2 separate regions of the Mus musculus genome follow, and region 1 is linked to region 2. A link is a loop called in an ENCODE intact Hi-C map of the cell type or tissue named here. Cell type or tissue: left cerebral cortex. All regions are shown on one strand. Each heading gives the region's core, and the rest is flanking DNA. Links, peaks and the distances in the headings are about the cores only. Region 1 holds the start of Fam160a2 (family with sequence similarity 160, member A2). Region 2 overlaps Rrp8 (ribosomal RNA processing 8, methyltransferase, homolog (yeast)).

Evidence for each region. Peaks named below come from ENCODE experiments on the same cell type or tissue, not always from the same donor. Only the 100,000 strongest peaks of a DNase experiment are listed, where the experiment ranks them.
Region 1: a loop joins it to region 2, with 2.0 times the contacts of the local background. A loop is called at or near these places in 4 of 42 quality-filtered maps.

What each region holds. Positions count from the first base shown.
Region 1 is chr7:105,396,243-105,404,575 of GRCm38, forward strand. Fam160a2 (family with sequence similarity 160, member A2) reads right to left here and starts at 3,812. Exons shown (of 12, transcript NM_199009.3): 1 at 3,642-3,812. It overlaps Cnga4 (cyclic nucleotide gated channel alpha 4), which reads left to right and starts at 8,326. Exons shown (of 6, transcript NM_001033317.3): 1 at 8,326-8,333. In left cerebral cortex, for the core only: no CTCF peak of the experiment used is centred there; a DNase peak (open chromatin) is centred at 4,016; H3K4me3 peaks cover 2,313 bases; H3K27ac peaks cover 1,619 bases.
Region 2 is chr7:105,724,791-105,733,123 of GRCm38, forward strand. It overlaps Rrp8 (ribosomal RNA processing 8, methyltransferase, homolog (yeast)), which reads right to left. Exons shown (of 7, transcript NM_025897.2): 7 at 6,940-8,333. The coding sequence ends at 8,234. Among named protein-coding and RNA genes, the nearest start is that of Rrp8, 7.6 kb to the right of the region's middle. In left cerebral cortex, for the core only: a CTCF peak has its summit at 1,774 (motif pointing right); DNase peaks (open chromatin) are centred at 1,784 and 4,425; H3K27ac peaks cover 2,591 bases.

The DNA.
Region 1 (8,333 bases), core at 58-8,057, 330 kb before region 2:
TTATCTCTACACCTGTTCTTTGAGGATGACAAAGAGGAAGTCAAAGACTGGGTGAAATTGATCCTAAAGGGTAAGAAAAGTTCACTGGGCAGAGAAGAAAAGATGTTCCTAGAAGAGGAAGCAGCTTTTACAAAGATTCCAAGGCTAGAAAAGTAACATGTTTGTTAAGAGAACTGTGAACAATTTATTCAAGCTAGAACACAGAGGAGGAAGTGGCAACAGACAAGGCATGAAGAGGTGAGTTGAGGCCATATAAAGGAAATTGGATGTTGTCCTACAGGCTACAAAGAGCCAACTTTTTTAAGCAGCATAGTTTCATGATCGAATTTGTATTTTTAGAAAGATCATTCTAGGAATAGGCAAGAAAAGATCAACTTTTAAAGCAACAGACTTTAAAAAAAAATAGGTAAGTACCAAGGAGCTGAGGACTCAGGCAAAAGTTGGTGATGATGTGGCAATGGAGATAACAGAGGAAAAGTATTGGTCATCTCAGTGACTGACCAAATTTAGGAGGTAAAGGAGCAGAAATAGAGAATGACATCAAAGTCATCCTCTGGATTGATATAAGAGCAGATGATTGCAAAAAAATGGGTCTTTGGGGCATGTTAATTCAAAGATCACTGTGGAGATTTATGCATAAGTGCATATGTATATTTAGAACACAGAGACTGAGACAGATAAAGAGAAATAATCACATCATTCTGATTTTTTTAATATATTTCCACATTCTCCCTTTAAACTAAAACTTTTTCTCCCCTAACCAGAATGAGAATTCTATGCAACTGCATAGGACCACAACTTATTTCTATTGTTATCTTATGGGACTGAATTCACAACAAGAATTTGTTGAAAGAATAAATGAATGAGTTTGTTTTCCTAGCCCTCACTAAGAGTGCACACACCACCACCAAAATGTTTCTATCACTACAGCATCCTCATCCATGTTTCATCCTCTCAGACCTACCATTCCTCTGTAAATTAAAAGTCAAAATCCATTGTAATTAATGTTACTATGGCAACAAAAAGTTTAGTATAGCAAACAAAAAGCTTTCCGAATTCTGTGCTTTCTCTAGTAGAACCAAGAATTTATACAGATCCTAAGAATGCTCTAACATGCCAACCATAGTAGTGAACACCTTTTACCCTAGCACTTGGAAGGCAGATGCTGGCAGATCTCTGTGGCCAACCAAGCTACACTGTGAGGCCTCATCTGGGGAGAGGGACAAAAAAAAAAGGAGTGGGGGAGGGAGAGGGGAGGAGAGAAAGGCAAAGAAATTCTCTAACATTATCAGTAATACGCCCAATACTATACATGCCCATTCCATGTCATTGATACAATATTAAACAAAGCTCTCATCCCTATGACATGCTCACGCCCCTTAATTTTTTTGTTAACAATTACAAATCATAAAGAAATACTACTTGCAGGTATGAGGTCCTCTATTTCATCACTTTTCCAATATATAATGTGCCCTTTGCCCACACTGCCTTTACTTTCTATTACAAATCTTCCTTCCTCTAGTCACTAGCACTATGAAGATGCCAAACTGACTTGTTTTGTCCCTCTACCCTGTGAAACTGCTAGCTTCTGAATCTGACTCATCTCTAAAATTCCTTCCTTTGCCTACTTCACAAGGTATCAACATAATTTCAGCAAATTTTAAGGATGCTATGTAAAGCATGTCACTTTGATTTTATAATGAATTAATATAATATGTAAGCATGCATGCTACTCAGATATCTAAAGTTACATAAAATTACTATATAAGTACATGGTTCTTCAACCTAAAACAACACACACACCACTATCATTCTGAATGTCAGGATTTCATAAACCAGTAAAATATTTATTTTTTAAAAAGGTGATCAACTTTTTATTTTCATCATTTTCTTTAAACCTACCATGTACTTTACCACTAATTATTTCTCCAGTGAAAGAGCAAAGAGCACCTTAACACCAAAAAAGAACAATAATATTAGAATAAGTTACCCCTGCCCCTCTTTTGGCAGTGTTGGGATCAAACTTATAGTTTTGAATATGGAAGGGCACTCTCCCACTGAGCCACTCCCCCAGGATATAACTTTATTTTTAGTTCTTTCATCCTGTCTTATACAGATGAACGCTACCATGGACTGGATCCACAGGTCAGTGTTTGGGAACCACTACTACAACCTGTTATGCTTGTCGGTCCTCAAAAGTTCTGATTATCTGGCCAGACATATCATTATGAAGAAGGCCTCTTTGGTCTCCAGAGAGAAGAAAATATACCACAAGATAAAATAACTAGCTCTGAAGCTGAGATTCTTTAACAGAATATAAACTGAGGCTGCCTCAAATTCTCTAGGGATAGTCTTCATAGAAAGACCTAAATACTGTTATGGTTAAAGGAGGTTCAAGACACCTCAACTACATAGCCGACTGTCAGATCAGAGAGAAGATCCAGAGAATGGATCATATCACTAGTGAGACTAACTTCCCCAAATTCATGTCTGTGTGGATAAGGAGATGGACTTATAAAATACAAATAAAATGAACTTAATTATAGGATACAGAGGGAAATATGAGCTGTAAAATAGAGAAAACTTTTCAGGTGGTCTAAGTGTTTGGCATCTTGATTTCACAAATATGCACATATGTCAAAACATGTACACTTAAAGTATAAGCATTTACTGTACAAAAATTTGCTTCCACAAAGTCATGGGTTTTTTGTTCCTGCTTTTCAAACTCCTAAGAAGAGCAAACCTAAACACAGTGCTGCATATAACAAGCCATGTGACTTCCATGAAAGCAACTGCTCGTCCAATACAGATGACAGCAACAGGGAAGGAGGAATGTAGTAAGGGTGCCCAGAAGCAGGCAGAGAGAAAATATGGGTAGTTCTCTCTCTCCACCTCTCAAAACACAAAAACAAACTTCCTGATGGCCTCATTTTAAAGTCTGCCTTACAAAAGCAGAACCTGAGGAAACTGTGGTTCCATTATTACTCTGTAGATGACTAAACCTCAAACATTTTCCTTATCACAGTTACTGTTGCTTATGATGCTGTTTTGTGTGTGGTGTTTGGGGTTTGTTATTGTGGTTCTGGGGTTTTTTTTTTTTTCCTCCTCTCTCACTCTCTAACATATCTATGGGCACAGGGCGGCCAAGTGCACAACACTTGCGCCTGTACTTTACTTGATCGTAAACTATTGCTCTCCCTGGACAGGGCATCCAAGGAGGCCCCACAACCAACCTCAGCTCTCATGCAAGTCTCATAACCCTCAAGCCCCTTTCCTCCTCTGCCCTGCTTTCAACTGCTACACCAAGGCACAGCCATCCCCCGCTGGTTCCCGCCTTGGCCTTTAACGCTCCCCATCCCCGCACAGGCCTTACCCCCTCAACTCTTGTCCCAGGACGTCCCTCACCTTTCCAAGCTCAGCGAACCCACACCCTTTGCAAACGGTGGTTATGAGTTCCTTCAACTGGGCCCTTCGGAGCTGGGCCCAGGATCCCCTCCAGCGGGCTTCTTCCTGGTGCACAGCACCTAGGCTGTCCCCTGCCCCCCTACCTCAGATGTTCGCAGCCCCTCACCACCTGCCAACCCTTCACCCTGTCCCTTCAATTCCAAACCCGGTGCCGTCATCCCGAATCCCCTCGGCACCTTGCGCCTCTGCGCGCGCCGCGGCCCACGCGTCTCTTTCACTTGCACCACGCCGCCCTGCCCGGGCCTGTCGGCGGCCGGGCTAGGTGAGTTCAGGCCGCCGCCATCGCTCCTCAGGCGAACCAGCCGCGCCCCGCCCCGCGCCACACGCAGCCCGCGCCCCCGCGCACCTCACGCAACCGCCCAGTGACGCACGGCTGGGCAGCGGCGTGCCAGCTCATTGGTCCGGCCAGGCCCCAGCCAGAGCGTCGACGCCCGTTTCCTGGCAACGGCCGAGCGCAGGGGCGGGGTCTCCGTCCGCATTCCAAGAAAGGAGCGGCTCCACACTCTCAGGCCCCGCCCCCTCGACCCGCAGACTCCGCCCTTCTGAGGATTCTGGCGTTTTATAGGGGACGACTGAGAAGAGGCGGGGACAGAGGAGAGAAATTCGAACCGGAGGGCAGAAGGCTGCTCTAAGGGAGGGACAAGCTTCTGAGGCTAGGAAAGAGTAGGCTTTGGAAGGCACTGGGAGAGATAGAGGGCGAGGACGAGGGGGCGGGAACACAGGCCCTGGGCGGTGCTTATAGCGTCAAGTGGGCAGGGCTTTTCCTAAAGGATAGGCCAAGGGCCAGTCTGTGGGCAGGGCTGTAGAAAGCTCTCCTAGACCAGGCTGTTTGCTACCAAGCTAGTTTGTTTCCACCAGACTTATGCACGCCGGTTGGATTCTACCTTCCTACCCGTGAAGACCGCCTCTTCCTAGCTCTCCCGAAGCTTCCGTGACCTCGTAGAACGTGGAATAAGTTCCTACATGACAGCCTGGATTCCTGATCCGTTAGAACCTGTCTCAGTCTTAGGGCTGCGAAAGGAAAAGCGTCTAGAAGCAGCACTTAGCATGATCCCTGTTCATAGAGGATGAAAGAGCTGAGAGATGGCTTCAGGGAGAAATGCTGGCTGAAACAAGAGTGAGAAACACTAAGAGAATTAGCAGTTTCCGATAAAATCTGTAGTTGATTCTATCAGTGTTACCTGATTGTGATCATTCTGTGATTACATAATATGATGGATGACAGGGGGGCATGGGTAAGGAGTTTACAGCTTTGTGTGTTGTTTTTGTGACTTTTCTGTGATTCTAAAACTGGTTCAAATTAAAAGTATCCATAAAGAAGAAAGAAATAAAAATTTCACCCTAAAGAATTAGCTATCCCAAGGCAAGGCAGAATGGTCAAGACCCGGAGAACACCTGGAGCTGGGAGCATGCAAAGCAAAGATCAGATGAGAATGAAAACGGAATATATAATACTGCGGGACTAGTTGACCGTGTTAGTTTATATTATAGTCTTGGAATTTTATACATAGTCAGGTGGACAGGGCACCTTTGCAAATGGTCATTCAAAAGCAAAGCCCAAAATAGGATCAAAAGGATGTAGAAAAGGGAGTTTGTGGACACTGGGAAGGGTTTGAGACTTGGGTAAAGGGAAGGGAAAGGATTAAATATTGACATCCTGTATAAATTAAAAACCATCAAAGGGAACCAGAGAGATACCATCCTGGTTAAAGCACTGGCTGAGCAAACGTGACAGCCAGAGTTCAAATTCCCCAGAATCTACATAAATACCGGGTGGGTGTTGTGATCCACCGGGATCTGTCCTTGAAAGGTGACTCTGTTTTATTGAGAGAACCTGTCTCATTAAATCAGATGGAAGAACAAACAAGTGTGATTCCTTCCATCAGTCTCAGGCCTCCACAAGCACACACACACACACACACACACCACTCAAGGGCATACTCACAAATTTCCAGAGCTGAGGCATTGTTATGAGAGGTGGGAGTGACAGTGACTAGAAAGAAGAAGAGTGACTCCTCAAGCTTATAATAGTTCTGCTTCTTGAGCCAAGTACTGAGCTGGGTAAGTTCAATTTGTGAAAATATATCAAACTATAGATTTCTCTATTACTGTTGTTCCAGTGATAGTGGTAGTTACTATGTTGGCTGTATTAGTCAGCTGTCCATCACTGTTCCAAAATGAGATTAATAACAGAAAAAAAAAAAGTTTATCTTGATTCAGAAATTTCTGCCATGCTTGCCTTTGGAACAGTGGTGAGGAAGTAGATCATGCCACAGAGTATATGGCAGCGGAGGCTGTTTACCTCGTGCCATCCTAGAAGTAAAGGGTAAGATAGAAAAATGTTAGAACCCCAACATTCTCAAGGGCATACCTCATTGGCATGCTACCTGCCCCTTCCTAAAAGTTTTACCATCCCCCAATTGTGCCAGAACCTATTGACCAAGACCTCAGAACATAGCCTGTGGGGTACCTTTAAGACTCAAACCACAGTACTAAGTAACAAATCACTCCAAATTAGTGGCATAAAGCAGACGGCTTGTTATTCTGTGATTCCAATGAGATGCAGCAGAAGTGGTTTATTTCTATCCCATGAGCATCTAGGAAATTCAAATGTGGGAGTGGCTTGAGCCATCATTAGAATCACCTAAAGGCTTCTTCAATTGCATGTACAGTGCTGGGCTGGAACAAGTGAAAGGCTGAACTCAGCTCAGACTTCTCAAGTTTCTCACAGTGTGATAGACAGGATCAAAGAGAGCAGGATCCTGAGAGGCAGCAATCACAATATGCATACCAAGCTACCCAGAAAGTAGCAACATCTTTGATAGTCTAACCTTAGATGTCACAAAACATCACGCTTAGTATGCTCTATTTGCTGATAGTCACAAGTGACAAACATCAAAAAATTTGCAGTCATTTTTTAAAATATCTGAATTACATAATACTAAATATTGGTCCCAGGTGTTTGGCTGAGAGGACAGAAATGGGCGTTTGGGGTGGGGGAGAAGAGTAGGTGGGAGAAGATAAAGGTGCTGATACACTGGGTTGAAGGGGACTGCGGTGGTTTGAATAAGAATGGCCCCCATAGGCTCATATATTTGAATGCTTAGTCACCAGGGTGTGGAACTCTTTGAAATGATTAGAAAGATTGGAAGGTGTGGCCTTGTTGTATCACTATGGGTAGGCCTTGAGGCTTCAAAAGCCCTAGGCTTGCACTCTCTCTTCCCCCCTCGACCCCTGCCTATGGGTAAGGATATAACTCTCAACAACTACTCCTGCAACATACCTGCCATTATGGCATTACTGGCACCATGCTCCTGACCATGGACCAAACTTCTAAAACTGTAAAGAAGCCCCCAATTGAATGCTTTTTTGGTGGTGGTGGTGGTGGTGGTGGTGGTGGTGGTTAGTTGGTTTGGTTTGGTTTGGTTTGGAGTTTTAAGACAGGGTTTCTCTGTGTAACAGCCCTAGCTGTCTGGGAATTCACTCTGTAGACCAGGCTTGGCCTTGAACTCGAAAAAATGCCTCTGCCTCTGCCTCTGCCTCTGCCTCTGCCTCTGCCTCTGCCTCTGCCTCTGCCTCTGCCTCTGCCTCTGCCTCTGCCTCTGCCTCTGCCTCTGCCTCTGCCTCTGCCGTCTCCCAAGTGAGTGGAGGCATTAAACCATACCTGGCAAATCATTTATAAGAGTTGGCCTAGTGATGGAGTCTCTTCACAGCCTTAGAACAGTGGCTAACACAGTATGACAGTTAAGGTGTCAAAGTGGGATCTAGTATGCAGTTAGTCAGTCCTAAGGATGACTAAAGCTCAAGGAAGTTCATGAGAATTACTAGATAGCAAAATAATTCTGTGGGTGACCAAGATCAGCCAGAACATGTGTGGAAGATGGAAATGAAAGAGAGAGATCTAAGATTTCTAGGAAACACTAACCTAGAAGGAATGTGCGAAGACTCTTATAAAAGAGACTAAGAAATAAACAGAACACCAGGAAATGGTGACATTACAAAAGCTATGGACAAAAACATTTTGGAAACATTTCCTAGGGATATAGATATTTCTTTCAAGAAATTCCAAAAATGTAAATCTGACACTAACCCATAGCTGTATAAAACAGTTTACAGGTCTCCCATTGTCTTTGATTGTCCCCTTTTGTTCTTAAAATTAGGGGTAGGGGACAGGTTAGCAAGATGGCTCAGCAGGTAAAAGCATGAGCCTCACCACTGGAATTTGTGTACCAACTGACTCCAAAAGTTGTACTCTGATCTCCATAGGAATGACAGCAGGGACATCAGCCTAAGTGGGAGGGGGGATTATAGGAAATACGTTTGTTTTGTTATGAAAAGTTCACAAGAAAACTTGAAAGAGGTTGAGGGTCCACAAAATATGTCCAGTAGCTGTTGGCGCTGGGCATGAGAAATAGGAAAGGAACAAAAGTAGCACAGAATGAGCACATAGCCGGAAGATTGGGTGATAGGTATGTAGATAAGGATGTGGCTATGGAAAACACCTCTAAGTGAGAGGCACCCCAGTGTCCCTAGAGACTAGTTTAACACCTGACATGAAGGAGCCGCTTGGCACATAATTGTCAAATAAATAACTAGGCCCAACAGAGAACCTGCATAAAGTGAAACAGTATTCAAACCGACATTTCCAGCAGGCTTGGGGAAGGTGAAAGAAGACAGTAACAAAACTGAAGCTACCTTCCCAAGCATCTACCTCCCACCACCTCCGGGGACCTCATTAAAGGTGTTTAGCTGGGCAGGTGTAAACCAGCCTGGGTCCTGGGAGACAGGGCAGGGTGCTGGAGCTACAGTGCCTCCACCCACTCCATCCCTGCTAGCTCTAGTTGTGTTGCTAGGAGCTTCAAAGACAG
Region 2 (8,333 bases), core at 63-8,062:
GATCAGAAATTCAAAGTCATCCTCAGCTACATAGTGAGGTCAAAGCCAGAATGGGCTACAAGAAACCCTGTCTCCTAATAAAATTTAGAAATAGTATTATCTACAAATTTGAGATTACATTTTTATGTGTTTAAATAAATTATACTCTCGGTTATTTATGTTCCTAGTAATACATACATACATACATACAAAGAATCACTAAAGCAATTTTTCAAATTTGTCACTTTATATGAATGGCAAACCAGAGAAAAATTGGGATAGTTACTAGACACAACTCAAATGCTGTTTTTCTTCCTTTTGGGTATGGTTGGAAGGTTTTGGGGTTTTGTTAGTTTTTGGCCACCTGTGAAGCTATATCTCATACTGATAGTTGTCTTGGTCAATTATATACATAGGTGCACAAAGGATTCCTTTCCATTTTGGCAATGAGATGATTTTGTTTTTGTTCCCTTTTCTTGTCTCAGGGACTATAAGAGAAGATGTTTAGATAGTGTTTCCATTAGTTGGGTCTCTTAGTGTGATCAGAGTCCCTCTCAATCTATATTGATAAGGGAAAAAAAATCACATTGGAGGTGAGATGGCTTGGTAGGCAAAGGTACCTTACTCCAAGACTGGCAACCTGGGTGGAATCCCTTGGAATCTCAACATAAACAGATTCCCACCAAATGTTCCCTGACTTCCACACACATACATGGCATACATGTAGCACCACTCCCTCCAAAGAAAAGAAATGGAACTGTAAAATTCTTAAAACTATCACACTGGTTTAAATCATTACTGTTTTAGGTTTTTATTTTTTTGTAAGATGACCTAGCCACTCCAACTGATATATGTATACTAATAGTTTAAACAATCAATAAATTGTGGTTTATTCACAGTAATAAAGATGAAAAGTTGCACTGCACTTAGTAATATGGATGAATGGTAAGGAGTGCAAAAATCTAGACACATGGAAAGGCTATTTAGATATGGAAGCTTTAGTGGTAATACTATGTAGAAGACCAAGAAAATAACATTGAGTCAAAGTAGTGGGAATTTTGTGGATAAAGAGAAAAATGTTGCTTGTGTTTGAGAAGAGGTGGGGAAGCCTTAGGTGGTAATGGCCTTCTGCTGCTTAGGCTGGGTGGTTTTCAGAGTTAAATATTGTTTTGTGTATTTTTCCTTATCGGTGCTTTGTTCTCTTACATTAAAAGGACTTTAAGAGATTACTAGTACCTCAAAAAACAGTAATATACTTCTCACTGAAGTGAAGCCTAGTCCAGGTGTTCCTAATCATGTTGACTCTAGTTTTGGTGATGCTCAAGATTTAGGCACTCCTGCGAAAATGCATCAAGTTGGGCAATGTGGAAATAACACAAGGGAAGTGTTCGTTAGATCCAAGTCTGGAAGCAGCAGTTTCATTATCAACCAATTGTCTATATTATCCGTTGACACACAACTCTATGGGGATATAGGAAATATAGTGCAGTTGATTTCCCAGAAAGAAAATGAGTGTGAAGAACACTGTAACACATACCCAAACCACCACATAGCATGCCAAAGACATGAGGCTAGGGACACACATAAATACAGGGAACTGGTTCAGAACCAGTTGGACTGGGACTTCTCAATAGCACAAGAAAAGAATTGTTACTGCTGCCTGGCCTGCACCCCCTGTTTGACAGGATAAATGTGCATGGTTTTCCCATGGGCTCCTTGAAAGATAACCAGCCCTGAGGATATGTTGGGACCTTCTCAGGGAAGGCTTTTTGCTAGGTAAGGCTCTTTGGCACTAGGTGGCAGTAGATACACTGTGCTCTAGTTTGCTGCCTCTTGCTCTGGTAAAATACTGACAAAGCCAGCTAGAGGAGGAAAGGGTTCATTTTCATTACATCTTACAAGTTAGAGTCCAGAATCAAGGAAAGCCAGGGCAGGAGCATGAGGCAGGAACTGAGGTAAAGGCTGTACTGCGGCTTATCCAGTTTGCTTTCCATGGTTTATTCAATTTTCTTTTTTACACAGCCCAGGCCCACCTGCCTGAGTGGCAATGCCCCACAGACAGGCCTACAGGCCCATGTGATGGAGGCATATTCCCAGCTGAGATGTTCTCCTCCCAGGTGACTTTAGTCTGTCTATTTGACAAAAACTAACTAGCATATACCATCAGGGTTAAGGGGAATGCCAGGGCCAGGAAGCGGGAGTGGATGGGTTGGGGAGCAGGGCAGGGGGAGGGAATAGGGGACTTTCGGGATAGCATTTGAAATGTAAATGAAGACAATATCTAATTAAAAAAATAAAATAAAAAAAAAGAGCAATGAACTTGAGGAGCAGTTGGCTTATATGTCATAGGAATCAACCAAAATCAGCCAATGCACATGTCGCCACAGGAAGCTCCAGGACCTCACCGAAAACCACAAGAGCCAACATTCAAATGCTTGCCTTGGTCGGACCTATCAATGATGCATTAATTGGGTAAGTTTAATTTTCTCCAATATACCTTTCTCCATTCCAATCTCCAAATAAACAGAAGAGGTTAAAAAAAAATGAGTAAGAGATCATATTCTCTGATCCACTGAACTGAAGAGAAGTTTGAGCCCTAAGAGCTACTGACAAGTTACTGGAATGTGGGAAGTGACAGAGGGAAATTGTATCTAAAGGGTCGATTTTCTAGATTAGATTCAGTCATTACGGAGAACATAACATATTTGTACCAGAGTACTAATGAGAGAACAGATCCTTGAAGTGAAACCAAAAAGAAAGAAAAGGGTGCAGCAACTGGAGAGACTTCCAAGAAGCCTAAGAAGCAAGGAGCCTCTGCTTAGTTAAGCCTGCACCCTGGGACTCAGAGAACCAAGACACCAAGAAAATCACAGACTCACAAAGCTCACTCCTAACACTCTCGAGCTCCTGAACCAAAAGCCAAGTCACCAACCTTCAGGTCCCTTGTTATACTAGGGAAAAAAATTAAATGTTTAAAACACTTAGTGGGATCTTCTTTTAGTCACAAACAATTGATAAAATATTTCTTTTCTGATTGTGAGCATTATTTTTTCCTCATTTAAAAGTAGGAAAATGAAAAAAAAAAAAATGAAAAAAAAAAAAAAAGAGTAAAAAAGACGGCCAGTTGAGCCGGGCGTGGTGGCGCACGCCTTTAATCCCAGCACTCAGGAGGCAGAGGCAGGTGGATTTCTGAGTTCGAGGCCAGCCTGGTCTACAAAGTGAGTTCCAGGACAGCCAGGGCTACACAGAGAAACCCTGTCTTGGGGGAAAAAAAAGAAAGAAAAGAAAAGGAAAGGAAAGGAAAGGAAAGGAAAGGAAAGGAAAGGAAAGGAAAGGAAAGGAAAGGAAAGGAAAAAAGTAGAAAATGGGTTGGAAAGATAGCTTGGGAGTTAAGAGTGAGTTCCTGTCTTGCAGAAGGCTCAAGTTCAGTTTTCCACACCCTCATCAGCCAGCTCACAACTGCCTCTAACTCCAGCTCCCCAAAATCCTGTCTGTGGTGGCCTCAGTCACTGCACTCACACATGCATAGCAGGGCCCAGACATGGAATTTAAAAATAAATCTTTAAAGTAGGACTATTAGAAAGTACAGAGTGGCATCTGCTAAGATGTTGAAGCACCCTAAAGGAAACAGGGTTTTGTGGTAAGGTGGACAGGAAGACATATCCAGGGTGCATGATACTAAGTGAGATAATGTGCTCACATTCATTATAAGGGTTTTAATTCTGTTTCAGAGTCCAATTTTCTTCTAAAATAGCCAAACTTCTTATATACTATGACTTCATCATCTTCAAAACCTGTCCTTCAAGGTGACCTTCCTAGGTAGGGAGAGACTGGGAGGAAGTGGAAACAGATGATCTATCTTTTCCTTTCTTTGTGTGATATGAACCTCACCCAGGCTATCCTGTCTAATGCACAGGGCTGAAAAATACAGTTTAACTGTAAGTGCAGAAAGAGGGCACTGTGGCAATTTCTTCCCGAGGAAAAAATATTGTACAAAGATGGAGGGGCATGTTTAGAAGTGAAGAGAATTTGGAGTGCATTATGAATGAATCGAAAGCTCAGGCAGTATTGAGAAGAGCGAGTTAAGTTGCAGCTGGCTAGCAGAACAATGAGTGGGTAAGATCACACAGGGCCTGGGAAGGAGTTTGTCTTTTGTTCTCAAGCCATGAGAATCCATTGAAGGATTTTATGCAAAGAGGTGACATAATGTGATTTACATTTCATAGAGATCACTTGGCAGTAAGGAAAATGAATTGCTTGGGGGGAGCAAAGGCTATTAGATCCCCATAAGCAGTCACTGTAGTTGTCAAAAGTCCTAGAACTCGGTGGCTGGTTAGCGAACTCACCTGGAAAGGAGGATGACCTGGAAATGAAAGGCTCTAATTGCCAGTCTCTGAAAAGCTGCAGAGGGCTTTGTGCAATTACGTAACTGGTGAGTGCTTGGAGCTGAGCTGCCTCTGCCAAGATCACACTGTTTCTTTTGGAACTGTGCTCTTAGGACCCTGTTACAGGAACAAAATCAGGAGCACATGAATAATTGCAGAAGCAAGAACACTCTGCTCAGAGAGCTCTGAAGGAACACTGAACAGGCACCAGATCTGGATTGATAGCCATACCTAACTTCATTCTTGTCTCCTACAGTCCTTAAAAGACTAGGGTTATTCTTTCTCTGCAGTGGAGAAAGGTTGCAGCAAGCCTGTAAAGATTTTTTTTTAAACTTTGTTTGATGAGTTTTGCCTGCATGTACATCTGTGGACCATGTGCATGCCTGCTGTGCCCAGAAGCCAAAGTGGGCATGGGTACCCAAAGGACTAGATGGTTATAAGCCATCTTGTGGGTGTGCTGGGAATTTTACCTGAGTCCTTTGTAAGAGCAGCCATTGCTCCCAATCAAAGAAAACATCTGTTCAGGCCCACTGTGATGTTCTTAGTTAGCCACAGTTCTGTGATCAGCTCAAGGCACAAACAATCTCATGAGAATGTCTAATTCTGAGTAACAATAAATAACTGGCTCCTGTGCTGGCTTGCAATCTTCACCCATCCTGGCATTGCCTCCCCTAAGGAGCCTGCTCTGGGGAAATGAAGGAGACGCCTTGCTTTCTGTATCTTGTTTCTACCTCCTTGCTGAGTATTCCAGGCACAAGTGCTAGCAAGAAGAGGCAAGCAAACACAAGACTGGTTGATTCTGTGACCCACAGGCTTAGTGGACATTCAAAAGGGAAATCCCATTAGTCTCTGATGGATACTGTACCATTCTGGATGGTTTCCTGAAACTCCTCTGGGTGGCTGACTCCTTGCTGTTTGCTATTAAGTCTCTTTATCTCTTCAAAATGGCCCCATAGGACAGGACCCAAGCCTACCCTCCACTTAGCACGAGACGCATACAAGGCACTCATGTGCTGTTGTCCCACATTCTGGAAACACAAAGCAGCAGCATTCCACGGCCACACCAAGCAAAAAAAAAAAAAAAAAACCAGTGAGTTTTTTCTTGCCCTGTATTTTTCCAGAGCAGGAACTGGACTCTAGGTTCATCATTCTTTAGCAGTACGAGTATCTTGTGCTTCCTAAATGGTCCCAGTAGACCTAGTTAGAACTGTAATCAGAAACCTGACTGTCTCCCCTTTCCTACAGAGGCTAGGTTCTAACAGACCAGTAGTAAGGAGAGTAACAAGCTCTGACACAGCACTGAACTGTGCTCCATCCTCCTACATGCTATTAACACTGCCAGCACTTCTATGGTATTTCCTTAGTTCAGGGTCTAATCTGTACCCCTTGGCTGGTCTGGAACTATGTAGTTAAGACTGGCCCCAAGCTCACAAAGCTCCACCTGCCTCTACCGACTGAGTGCTGAGATTAGAGGTGTTCCCCACCACACCCAGCCATCATTCACTCTCTTCCATTCTCAAAGTGATCTTCACTTTCCCCTCCTCAAAATCCCAATCCTCTCCCCACTTTTACGCTCAATGAATAGTTTTGTTCCCTCCTTCAAAGAACCCAAAGCCATCAGAAAAAATTCATAGGACCCTACTCAGATCTAAAGAACCAGAAAATGCAGGAGGGCTTGGAATGCAGCATTTTAATAACCCTCATAGATGACTCTAGTCCCATAAAGTTTGAAAGCCACTCTTTCAGTTAACCCCTCCCATTACCACTTACCCTTAATACTCTTCTCTCTCCTTCAATCTGTACTGACCATACAAGCCTCCCGTCCTTTAAGCTGGGTATGCTGTGAGAGATGATGGTGTGTGCATACGCATGTGTAGGTGTAGAAACCAGAGGAGGACATCAAGTTCCCTGCTCTATCACTCCACCTTATTATTTGGAGTCAGGTTCTTACTGGATCAGGAAAGTTGGCTGGCGGACAAGCCCAGTATTCTGTCTCTCTCTGTCACTATTCCAATCCTCCTCAGCGTTGGAGTTCTAGACACACTTTTATGAGTGCTAAGGCTCTGAACTCAGGTCTTCACGCTTATATAGCACACCAGCATGGCCTGTTTACTGCAGCTTCTCGAAAGTGCCCTCTCTATCCCGCCAAGTCTATCTTGAGGCTCTCCTGCTGGCATCCGTTTTCAGTACTAGTTCACAGCACCCTTAGTAGAAGCCCACCCTGCTTCTGTACATGCCTAGGAATCTTAGTTTACTGACTGTTTCTCTTTTACACTCCTCACTGCACATACAAGGAAAAAAGTCAACAAACTCTGAAAACTAAATACGGCTTGAGAAGTCTGCAGTGAAACCAACAAATCATTCACAACACAGTTGTATGCTAAGAAACCGTTTGCAGACAGTATGTTGGGAATATAGATGCTTCTGGGGAGGGGGCTTATGAATCTGCAAAGCTATTTGGGAAGATGAGTATACTTTGGTAGTGAAATGCATGTTCAGCAGCAATAGCACATGCAGAGATATTGTATGGAACTGACTAAGGTTGGTCTCAGTTCAGACTCCAAACATGCCTTCTGGCCTTTTTCAAAATCTTTATTCCTTTAGGCCTGGAGGCATCTAACTGGTTCAAAATCCCGAGACCTATTTGCTCCTAGAGGAAACTCCTAGGTCTTATTCTTAGGAAGTCGTAAACAAGCCTATATGCCTGGTTTCAAGGCAGACGCCTCCTGAATGAGCTCAGTGTGTCAACCTAGCTCACCTTCCCTCAGCACTACGCCAAGAACTTGTATATTCAGTACCTGTAGTTTTCCTAGGACACACAGACTGTGCCAATAAGCAGCCCAATCAGTTTCTGCTGTTGAACAGATTCCAGCTTCTGTATTACCCCCTTCCAAGGAAAGCTTCAAACACGTTAAGTCTCTAAAGAGCAAATAAGCCCGTTTACATGCCTATATCAAACTCCCCCAGTCTTTCTCGGTCACATCTACATTACTTATTGCTCAACCGTTAAGGCAGTAGGGGTGATCAGACACAGTGAGATCAACGACACACATAGCCATAGCTGGTTTATTCAGCACCTCTTACTAGTCCCAGCTCTAGCTGTAGCTTTCCTCAGTGAACCCATTTAACATACTGTAAGACAAGAAGGTTACATTTTTCAAATGAGAAATAGAATATTCAGAAAGTAAATGATTTCTTCAGCTAAATATGGTGGCCCATGCCTGTGTTCCCAATAATCAGGAGGCTGAGGCAGGAGGATTGCCATTTGTTTTGTTTGAGGTCAGCTTGGACTAGTGTGAGATACTGTCTCAAAACAACAACAACAACAACAACAATAGCAACACAGAAAAAAATTAGATGATTCCCAGCTCCAAGAAACAAAGAAATTAAATAACTCCCAGCCCCAAGTGGCAAACTAGCATTGGGACCTGCCATAAGGCAAAAACTGCCTGTCTGTAGTCTTGAAGCTGAAGGAGCAGAAACTATGGATGAGCAGAGGTGGACAATATTGGTCAGAAGACAACACAGCGGAGAGCCCACGTGCCTTCTGAGAGATGAAGAGAAAGCAAACCCAGAGATCCATCAGTTCTCAGCCGACTAGTTTCCACAATACTGAAGTGACCCACAATTATTAGACACATCCATGCCCTCACAATAAACACCTCATTCTTGAGCCTGCCCAAGTAATTTTATGCTTTCTGTATCCAAGAAGGCTCCATTAGAGTAGAGCTGAGCTGGAGGCTTTACCACAGTGTTCTTGGTACAGAAGGAGGGTGGTACCAGATCCTGGCTCATAGCCTGGGTAGATACAGTCTTCAGAGTTCTGAGACTGGAGTCTGAGCTCTCCCCTTCCAATGGGTGTCCATCGGTCACCTGCGCTTGTAGAGACAGGGCTGAAGTTTAAGGCCTGAGAGTTGGGCTTTGGGTCCTACTCGAGGAGGTCCGGTCTTTTCAAAGTCAAACAAGAAG